Regions from separate parts of the Mus musculus genome. Here region 2 is linked to region 1. A link is a loop called in an ENCODE intact Hi-C map of the cell type or tissue named here. Cell type or tissue: heart. All regions are shown on one strand. Links, peaks and the distances in the headings refer to the core of each region. The heading gives the core; the rest is flanking DNA.

The links. Peaks named below come from ENCODE experiments on the same cell type or tissue, not always from the same donor. Only the 100,000 strongest peaks of a DNase experiment are listed, where the experiment ranks them.
Region 2: it touches region 1 in a loop (2.6-fold over the local background); 17 of 42 quality-filtered maps call a loop at or near these places.

The regions. Positions count from the first base shown.
Region 1 is chr5:77,152,957-77,158,332 of GRCm38, reverse strand. It overlaps Gm34598 (a long non-coding RNA gene), which reads left to right. Exons shown (of 3, transcript XR_880411.1): 2 at 981-1,389. Among named protein-coding and RNA genes, the nearest start is that of Gm34598, 3.5 kb to the left of the region's middle. In heart, for the core only: no CTCF peak of the experiment used is centred there; DNase peaks (open chromatin) are centred at 322 and 3,193.
Region 2 is chr5:77,093,144-77,098,519 of GRCm38, reverse strand. It overlaps Hopx (HOP homeobox), which reads left to right and starts at 3,253. Exons shown (of 3, transcript NM_001159900.1): 1 at 3,253-3,369; 2 at 3,498-3,654. The coding sequence starts at 3,511. In heart, for the core only: no CTCF peak of the experiment used is centred there; a DNase peak (open chromatin) is centred at 3,239; H3K4me3 peaks cover 1,936 bases; H3K27ac peaks cover 2,772 bases.

The DNA.
Region 1 (5,376 bases), core at 219-5,218:
ACATTTGCATCTCTAGCAGAAGTTCAGTTTTCTTTGCCAGGGGTCTATTTCAGCGTAAGAGGTGGTAACTGTCCAGGGCCTGAGGTCTTTGCGTTCTCATAAAAGGTTTTGTTTTTCTGGTTTACAGTTGGGAGGTGAGCTGGGTTTTCCTCTGCAGGTGGGGGTTGGGCAATGGAGAGTTGTGGATGAGCCTTAATTAGGTTAATTAAGGCTTTGGCAAAAGAAGAAAATTGTTCCTGGTAGATTTCTTTAGAGCCTGGTAGGTGTCTCCCAGTTGAAACCTGCTACGTTACTGTGTTTAGTAGGAGGAGACAGAAAAGGAAGTCTGGATTTTAACTTAAGGGTCCCGTGACCTGATCATTGCTGCAGATGTGAGGAGACTGGAGGCAACAGCTCTCAGGTTTCTGTTCTGTGTTGTTGTCTCCAATGGAGAAAAATGTTTGTCCAGTTTCAGCTCAGTAGACAGACAAGAGCCCGGATGCTATGACACTTCACTGTCTATCCTAAAGCCCATACACAGAGAAGGGGTTGCTATTTTATCAAGCAGATAAAATATTTTATTAGCATATATTCATCACACAGAATAATGGGTCTCAAAAGAAAATAGACCAGAAAGTAGTTTCTCTTTTTTATGTTTGTATTACTGTACTGCAATTTTAAGGGTTTGACCTAATTTTTGACGTTTATTATCATGTACTAATTATACATAACGATGAGTTGTATTATGGCATTTCCCTATGCACACTCTGTATTTTGATCAGGTTCACCCTCCCACCCGACCCCCTCACACTTATTGCTCTCTCTTGTCCTCACACATCTGTAGATCTGTGAAGGTAATATGGTTGTGAAAGTTCCTTTTTCCTACAGTTAAGTAAGACCATTTCTCTGAGAGACACCTTCTGTCTGGGCTACAGAAGGTTCATGGCAGCTGTCAGATGGGTTTCCTAGTGCTCAGTACCTTTCTCTGCTTTCTTCTCCAGGTTGAGCCCTGTCCCGCCACATGGGAAGAGTAAATGAAGAAAGAGACTGGAGTCTCTCCTCCAGCATGGTGAGGGACTAGGTATTCCTGCAGCTGGAGGAGCCACCTGTTTCCCAGGCTGTGCCCCTCCCTCTAGTTGGTCAGGACCTGCCCCTGGAGCTTGCTGGGGCATGCTTCTCTTATAATGGAGGCACTGTTCAAGCTAGATGGGCAGAGCCTCGCATGGACGGCAGCCAGGAGCATCCAATGGCAACAAACAGCAAGTTTAGGAGAGATACACGTGGGAAAAACGTCAGTTTAATGAGAGCCGCCAACCCAGGGCTGGGAATTCTTCTTGGAATGAAATCTCAAAAATATGAGAGCCAAGGGAACTGGAAGAGACAGAAAAACTCCCATCTACACTGGAGAAGGTGTATTTCTCAATGGGGCCCTGTCTACTGGGGTTTGTTTCCCTGGAGTTTTGCCATGAAGATCTTGCCTGCTTTGACCACACACACACACACACACACACACACACACACACACACACACACACACACACTCACACACACACACACACTCTCACACACACACACACACGCCCCTGAAATGTGCTCACACTCACATACACGCAACGAACAAATAAATGTAATACGTTTTTCAAAGAGAAGGTCTTGCTACAAAGTCCGGTCTGGAATCAAACTTGAAATCATCCTGCCTCAACCCCAAAGCACTGGAATTATAGGCATGTGCCATCACACGTGGCTACCTGTTCAACTTTTTTTATTTTCTTGTTTTCTGGGGGCGGGGTGGGGGGGAACGGGCAGGGTCTCTTTGTGTTGTCCTGGCTGGCCTGGACCTCACTATGTATGTAGACCAGGCTGACCTTGAACTCAAAGAGACTCTGCCTCTGGTTTGGGACACCACACCCAACTGTTTAACTTCTCGAGGAGCCGTATATCATTGCCCCAGTGTCTACACTAGATCATATTTTATCAGCAATACACAAGGATTCCAATGAGATACTGAACTTATTATTAGCGAGAGGCTCTATTCTGTAAAAGGCGTCTTCCAAGAAGCTGATTTTTGAAAAGAAAGAAGAATGCAGGTCCTCAGAGGAGCTAATCCCAGTCACGTGAGCATCTGGATACCCAACTAGCATCTGGGGGACGAAAGTGGGATGAGGTCTCCTGCAAGCCGATGGGGTCCTTCTCTAAGTCTGTTTCATACACGCCTCTATTGTTCTGTCTGTGCGCCCGGCTGAGCATGCGAGAGACTCAAGGTAGGCTTTCTGGCTGAGCATGCGCATAGGATCAAGGCAGGCTTACTCGCTTACACTTTGCCTCTTCTGTTGAAGAACTGAGGAGGCTTCTGAAAGCTCACAACAGAGCGTAAGGTATACAGTCAGAGTATCAGGCAGAGGAAGGTATGGAGGATGCCTGTAAGTCACGTGACCAAGCTGACCCAGCCTCTGCCTACACTCTCTTTCGGTCTGGCCTGTGAGGGTTGCTTGGTAGAGGAATGTTCCGGGGAGGTAGGGGTGATCACTCAGTGCACATGTGCGGTATGACATAGCTTCTACCCTCGGGCTCTTTCAGCCTGTGAGTATTGCGGTGGAGGAATGCTGAGGAAACGCAGGAGCGATTACTCCATTCACACTCACGCAATCTCCAGCCGCAGAGGAGGAGGTTGCTTACGTCATATATACCTTCACCTACAGTCTCCCTATGGGAACAAGAAAGAGAGCTAAGACTCTCGGTTGATCAGAAAAGAAGCCAGTTGGGAAGGCAGAGGCTGTGGATCTCAGAATGGTCTCAAGTCACAAACCCTAGGATTAAGCACTTAGTTCCACTACTTGCTAATCCAGGAGCTCTTTGGGTTTCCGTTTTTCCATCTGTACAATAAGGGCAATGGTAGAAACTATACTGAGAATTAAATGAGCTAGTGAGTCTAAGATGCTTAATGTGGACCCTGGTACTGGCTAGTGGTCTGGCAGGGTCAGCACCTGCTCTTTCTGGAATTCTTTTGGAGATGTTCCCGCCACATTGGTCTCGGTCATCTCTATCCCCAGCCTCTAGCCAAGTGCCTGACTCCTAATAGGAGTTGAGTATGTTTTCTACTTGGATTATGTAACTGTCTTTCCTGTTGGTGATGCTCTGCGCCACACACTCTCATGGTGATAGGTGACAAAGTTGAGAGGCATGAAGCCAGGCTGGTTGAAGGCGTTCCTGGCGAGGTAACACCCAGAGACAACATGCTCAAGAGCTGGATGAAATTCAAGCTGTGGAATGCAGTTGACCAAGACTGCCTGGGTCAAGAGCCTCTCCCATGCTTTGCTCTTGCCTTCTCTCTCCACAAAGGAATGTGTCTTAGACCATTTCTTTGTACTCCAGAAAAAAACGTGTGAAGTGATGGGGGAGGAATGGGAGAGCAAGACTACTGGGTTACAGCCAGAAGCAGGAAGCTCTGGGGTATTGCTGCACAGCATGGAGATCAAACATGGTCTGTATGACGCAAGAAGGACTTCTCACCGAGTAAGAAGGGTTGGGGATCATTGCTCACAAAGAAATGATAAAGTCGATTTAACCATTGTACAACATACACATGTATCTCATGGTAGCCCATTGAGATAGTTAATTTTGATTTTTTTTGTATGTCTGTTGAAAATTTAAAAAAGAAAAAAAGCAGTAAGGGTTAATATTCTATACCACCAAGTCGATAAAATAAAGGAAAAGTTTAAAAGCAAACCGAAAGTATATAAAATAGTAAATTAGGATTTGAACCACATCAGCTCTGAAAAGTTCACTTCAAACCAACAACTGTTTATTGACTGTGGAAGGAGTTACAGGTTCAAGGTTCTTTGCTGGACACAGGGAAATTCAAAGCTGAGCGAGAAGACATCCTGATCTCAAAGGTACCACTTTTAAGTAAATGAGTGGTCCATGGATATCCAGTGCAGGGAAAATGCTACGCTAAGAAAGTGAATGAATAAACGATGCGCTAATGAGACAGGGGAGGAGTCCTGTCATCTGCCTTCATCTGGAGGAGTGACAGTAGCCTGTGTGTGTGTGTGTGTGTGTGTGGTCATGTGGACTTGGAATTTGGCAGGTGCGACTGGGAGAGGCAAACAGAAGGAAATGGAAGATTTGGGCAGCCGAGGAAGGACTGAAGTAGGTGTGAAGGGGGAAGACAGTGAGTGCTCCAGTTTGAGATGGGACAGAGTTGAGCAGGACAGTATGTGGTCGGGATGGCTGTTATACAACCATCCTGGCAGAGAGACACTTGTGCCTCTCCTTCCATCTCTCAAAACTGAGGAAACAGACCCCACGGAACTGGAGTTGATTTAAGAGTCTTCTTGGCAGCGGTAGTAGGGCATGGGGGTGGGGCCGGCTAGATGGGGTGCTTGTCTTTCAGGAAAAGGCTTGTCACCGAGGAAGAGTTTTCACAGGTATGATGACAAACCACCTTGCAGGATCAATGATAAGTGGGATCACGCCCTGACCAGGAACGCCTAGTTGTGCTGACCTCTTGCCCTGTATTAAACCTAAACCTCAAGTCAGAATCTCAAAGATGGACATGGAAGGTGGGGTGGTGCTGGGGTGGGTGGGGAGGCCACTGAGTCTCTGTTTCTCTTTCCAGGCAGCTACACTGAACACATCTCTGTTTTTCACTATTACCCATCTCTTTAATTGGCATATTGAAGATGGATGCCAAAGCCTAGCTTGTAAGGGCTACCAAGCCCCAGATTTGACCCTAAAAGGTTGATGAGGCTGGAGCTTTGGATGCGGATGCTGGATACAGGGATGGACAGGAAGCCTGAGAGGCTCTGCTCACACTTACCATGGGTTACCATGGGTTACCATGGGTTACCATGGGCTCTAGGCAGGATGGGATGTAGCACCACAGTCAGGGATCTCCTGGAATATGACACAGACAGAGACCAATAGCTTTGTGCCAATCTTCCTTCGTCTCCTCTACACTCTACCCCCAAGCCCCACCGACACAGAGGATTTCTCTGTCTGCTCACCCTCTCCCTCTCTTCAACTCACGGGGAGGATTCTGGCTTCGCTGCTTCCATGTTTTCCTACTGAGCTAGAGGTAGGAAGGAAAGGGTTAATCTTGATTAGGGGCCATCAAAGTGGCTCAGGGTTAAAAGTGCTTGCCAATAAGCTTAGCAACCCGAGTTCAATCCCTGGGACCTCCATTAAGTTGTTCTCTGACTTTCGCATGCATGCTGTGGCTTGTAAATGCCGCCCCCCCACTCACATCACATCACACACACACACACACACACACACACACACACGCACACACACACACACAGAGAGACATCATGATGATGATGATAGTGATAATAATAATAATAGCTAAAACTGTTTGGGGGGAGTTCCAGGATTACTTTTTGTATCTTAAACTTG
Region 2 (5,376 bases), core at 271-5,270, 60 kb after region 1:
GGAAAATACAAAAATATTTACAGAGTCAATTGCTTGCAGGCAGTTCACAATGAACACAAGAAAAATGCAGGCAAAGAAAACTGGAAGATGTCCTAAGCAGTGATTCACCTGGATTATCAATGTAGCTCACAGTTGGTGGCATGCTTGTCCAAAATGCATGCAACCCTGGGTACACTCTCAGGAGGCACACATGGGCAAGGGTGCAGATACATGCACACACACACACATACACACACACACACACACACACACACACACACACAGATGGGGGGGAGGTAGGCTCAGAAATTCAAAGTCTTTACCAACTATATAGCAAGTTTGAGACCCTGTCTTAGGGGGGAAATCCACCTGCTTCAGCCCTGTGGCCAACTGGAGTAGGTTTATGGTAGCAAATTGCTTTCTCTCTTGATTGGATATTAGTGGCGCTACAGAGAAGTCATAATTCTGGGAGAGGGAGAAGATGTTTAAATAGGGAGGTAGCCAAGGTTCATAGCACTTCGTATGAGCTCGTTAATGTAAGTAGATATGTCCAAAGCAAAGGACTACAGGCTCACAGGACATAAAGCTGAGCCTGTGACACAAAGGTCAGCCCAGGCTTTGGAACGGATTTAGAAAAAAAGCCAGCTGGTTTTCATTTAACCTCTCGAAAGGGCTTGTGCAATGACTTCCCCAAGCACAGAACTAAAACACAATGACAGGACACACTGCTCTTCGAGGTGTTTCACAAGATGTGAACAACCGCAGCAGTTAACTCTGGTGTTAAGATTGAAGTTGACAGGGCTTCAAAGTAGTTGTTAGTTCTTTGTATCTGATATTGGTTAGGCTAAGTTCAGAGAAACTTCTCAATGGCTACTTTATTTCCTTACTGGAGACAGTTGAGGACCTTTACAAGGTCACCATTACCAGGGCCGCTTGATTCTTACAGTAAGACAGAAAGAAACAAAGCAACAGCAAACATTTGCCTACCAGGGAGGGCTGAAATAATCGCGCCTGAGCTCTGCAGGGCAGTAACAAAAAACTGACGGTAGTGCTCTTGCGTCCCCATAGCTAGAAGCCAAGTGTGCTTGTTTAGTGTACCTTGGAAAGCTAGATGCTGTCCAAAGACCCTCCCACAGTCTCCTTAGCAGCCAACCAAGGCCAGCGGTCCTCTACCAACTCACCCTACCAGTCCTTTAAAATAAACCAGGACCTCCCCCACACAACCCCACTCAGTTTGGTAACAGAAAGCCACAGAAAACTAATAAAATAAAATGCACTTGATCCCACGTAGCGACATTAGCAACCCATGAGTTATACACCAGCAGTTACAAAAAACCCGGGGAAGCGTGTACGCCCGTCTGAGTCACGTTCCTGCAGTGGGCTATTTCTGAAGGCCTGAGGATTCCACCGGGCATCAACAAAGGTCCTGGTGGAAGAATCAGCAGGACTGTATTAAATGGAATGGGCAAGAAGCAACACCAGAGGCAGCCGTTACCCCTGCTATGTTTCAGTTGACAGCTCGAATGGTGGTGGTGGCCTTGGTGGACAGCATAGGCTGGGATTAGTGTCTAATTAGAGATGCACCCTTTGAAAACGGAGACAAGCCCCTCCCTGCCCTCATGCTGATAAGTTTCTCCCACTAAACTGAAGATAGACTGCCTTACTGTAAGGGGGCTAGCAGACCACGGGCCTGGAACCAACACTCAGTATTTCCGCTCTAGAGTTCTGGCCATTGTTGGAAATCGTGGAATCTTTGGGTCCTCTGCCTCAATGTCCCTGACTGTGAGATGACTTTCAAAAGAGTATGTGTCATAGAAGGACGGGGAGGGGAAATGCGTGCTAACAGGAAAGGTATTTCTTTCCTTGTTTCCTTCCTTCCTTCCTTCCTTCCTTCCTTCCTTCCTTCTTTCTTTTTCTAAAAGATTTATTTATTATATGTAAGTACACTGTAGCTGTCTTCAAACACATCAGAATAGGGTATCAGATCTCATTACAGATGGTTGTGAGCCACCATGTGTGGTTGCTGGGAATTGAACTCAGGACCTCTGGAAGAGCAGTCAATGCTCTTACCCGCTGAGCCATCTCTCCAGCCCAGGAAAGGTATTTCTAACCAGATGGGCCACAGCCTTGGTGCAGAGTCGGGGATCCTTGGTACAAATTTTAAGTAGAGGGACATCTAGTTCCCTGAAAATGATTTGCTGGTGACTTGGCAAATGCTTTGAGGCCCAGTCCCACGTAGTTGAAAAGTTCCTCCTGTCTGAAACCTCTTCAAGGGAACTAGAGGAGAGGTAAGAAGCATTGACTTAGGAAGTAGGAGGTATAAGCCACAGATGAGAAGGTGGTTAGCTCTGAGCACACTATCCAGATAGTTCACCCCCAGGCACAAACCACATCAAAACCCGCTCGGGACTCTGCGATTGTTAATGCAACAAGCCAGGGTGATTCCCACACTACTGCTTGGCTAAGCCTGGACAGAATCTACAGCCAAGAATATCTTGAAGACCAACCGTCTTTACCTCCTAGTTTTCAACAGGAAGCATAGGAGGAGGGAACACACCTGGTAGTTTTCTTAGCCCCAAGTCTGAAGCTATATTGGTGTGGCGCAGCAGGAAGGTTGTTGCTGCGATATGCTGACAACATTTGTTGCTGGAGAACTGGAAGCTGGAGGTGGACCTATTTTTCTGGGCTGAAGTCTGAGGTTCTAAATGATAGTTGATTTTGATCCTGATTAATTGGGTAGGTTTTGAAAGGTATCTCACACACATACAGGAGACCGCAGTGAGGTAGGTAGGCTCTTGGGATGGAGGCTTGGCATTTGGGGTTCAGCTGCCTTCCGCATGCTCATGGCTCAGCCTTCTCCACGCTACCACCCAGCCGTAAATCATAAATCATTATCGCTGTGTTTCCATTTCCGTCTCAGTACAAGTACATTGGAAAGATCTTTAAAGTATCATCCAAAAATTTTATAGCCGTTATTTGCGACTAAGCTGGCAATTTAATTTTCCCTCTGTGATTTTAATGTCCTTCACATTTTCTGCAGTACGTGCTATTTTTTAATCAGGGGGAAAAAAAAGAGTAAATATCCATTGGTAGTATTGTTTGTAAGTGCGGTCTCTTTTTCCCCAACTTGTGCAGTGAGCGTCTTTCCCCAAAGTGTGCGTTGCCCTGCGCTCCCTGGCAAGGCCCCCACGTGCTAGCCCGCGGCGGAGGCGGAGTGTGGCGGCCCGGGAGGCGTGCCCACGGCGACGGGAGCCCAGCCCCGCGAGTGTCCTCAGTCCCTAGGGCAGCTCCGGATCTCCGGAGGCAGCACTTGAGGCGCTTCCTCAGTATACTGTCCCCTCGGAGTGTCAGGCGGGAGGCGTCTTCTTCCTCCTCTCCATCCTTAGTCAGGTTGGGGACGGTCCCGGGGAAGGAGGGTTCCCCCCAAACTCCGCAGCCAGCGGCGCGGGGCGCCTCGGTGGAACGGCGGGAGGGGGCAGGCGGACCTCGCTCACCCGGGCCATCTGGTTCCCCTGCAGACGCGCACGGACCATGTCGGCGCAGACCGCGAGCGGCCCCACGGAGGACCAGGTGGAGATCCTGGAGTACAACTTCAACAAGGTCAACAAGCACCCGGACCCCACCACGCTGTGCCTCATCGCAGCCGAGGCGGGTCTCACGGAGGAGCAGACGCAGGTGAGTCCCCAAGCCTATGTATCCTCCGGGACTGGCGGGTTCCCGCGGCTGCCGCGGGCCTCCATCATATGTATCTCAGTCCCCAAATCATTCCGCAGTTCCCCGGGCGCCCAGCCCCTATCCACCCTACCCTGTCTCAACACCATCCTCTTTTTGGGTTTCCACTGCCTTCCAGATCCGGCCCCTTGCTTTCTCCTCCTGTAGTGGGAGCATCTCGCCTGCTTTCCTTTCGGTTTCCAAGCTCAGTAACTCTTCCCGCTGTGCTGGAAAGCTTCGGGAAGGTTTATTCTCATCAGGGTTGTCATGGTTTAAAGGGACGTTAGCGATCAGCTATAAGGTTGGTCTTCCGGTTTGTCAGAAGACAAAACTAAGGCGGGGGAGGGGGGTGGGGGCGGGCGGGAGGGAAGGGTACTGTCGTGGGGATAGGGATGGAGGACCTGACCTGCCAGGTTGCTCTTCCCGCCACATCACCACATCTCTGTGCTGCACCTAACAGGCACACTGCCATACTTCGGTTCAGGTTTTGTTGCTGTTTTTATTAATCCCCTGACTCTGAGCTTCAGGTTCAGCTTTAGAGTCTTTCTCTGGAATTTACCAAGAAGTAGCCCTCTGTTGCTATGGCCGCAGCACACGACCCCCTTGCATGATGATAATTTGTCTGTTCATAAAAGGCTTCCTCGCTATCCCATTATCCCCAAAATTTGCTTAGGGTAGAGATCGCAGTACCACCTGGCACAGTGTTGGAGCCTTTAGGCAACTCTCTCTCCAGTCCAATCTACCCTCTAACTTCTTTCTTATTCCCTTTGGTCGTGGAAAGATGATTTGCCACGTATGATAAACCATTTGGGAGTTGGTCCTGTTTCTCTCAAAGCATTTCACGCCTTTCAATTTTCCTCTGAGCTGGGATATTCTTATCCCTTCAGTTAATAGACTGGAGAAGGAGGGGCTTTGTCCTCTCTTCACCCTGCTCAGTTAAAGCTTAAAACCCTGTAATAGTGCTCCCTGGGCTATTAAAACCAGAATCCTGGGGGGCTGGTGAGATGGCTCAGTGGGTAAGAGCACCTGACTGCTCTTCCAAAGGTCCAGTGTTCAAGTCCCAGCAACCACATGGTGGCTTACAACCATCTGTAACAAGATCTGACGCCCTCTTCTGGTGTGTCTGAAGACAGCTACAGTGTACTTACATATAATAAATAAATAAAAAAAAAAAAAAAAAAAAAAAAAAACCAGAATCCTGAGCCCTAAGTCCTAGATGATCCTTGCTAAGCCGAGACAACTTGGAGAATTTATCCATGGGTAATCCTCCCGGTCCCGGATCAAATAGAAAGGCTATTTAACCAGAATCAGAACCCAATAGAAGATGATTTATTGTAACCCAAGTCTAAAAGCTCGTGTTTCTTGCAACTCATCAAAAGGCAAGCTGTTCTAGTCTTAGCATTAAAAGACCGTGCTATATTTAATGATGTAGATAGAGATGTCTCATGTTTTAAGAACTAGGCTGTTGGATATTATGGATGCAGTACCATCTAGGGAATCTAACCCTGACTTGGTCTCCAAGACTCTTCTGTCTGTAGAGCAGAATGGTCATGTTGCCTCTGTTGCATGGTGTTGGAGATCCAGGCTAGGGTCTCGAGCATGTTGAGCCCATTCTGCCACTGAGTGTGCCACCGGCCCCATGCTGACCTTTGGAGTGATAGATATCTGCCATATATTGTCTCAGAT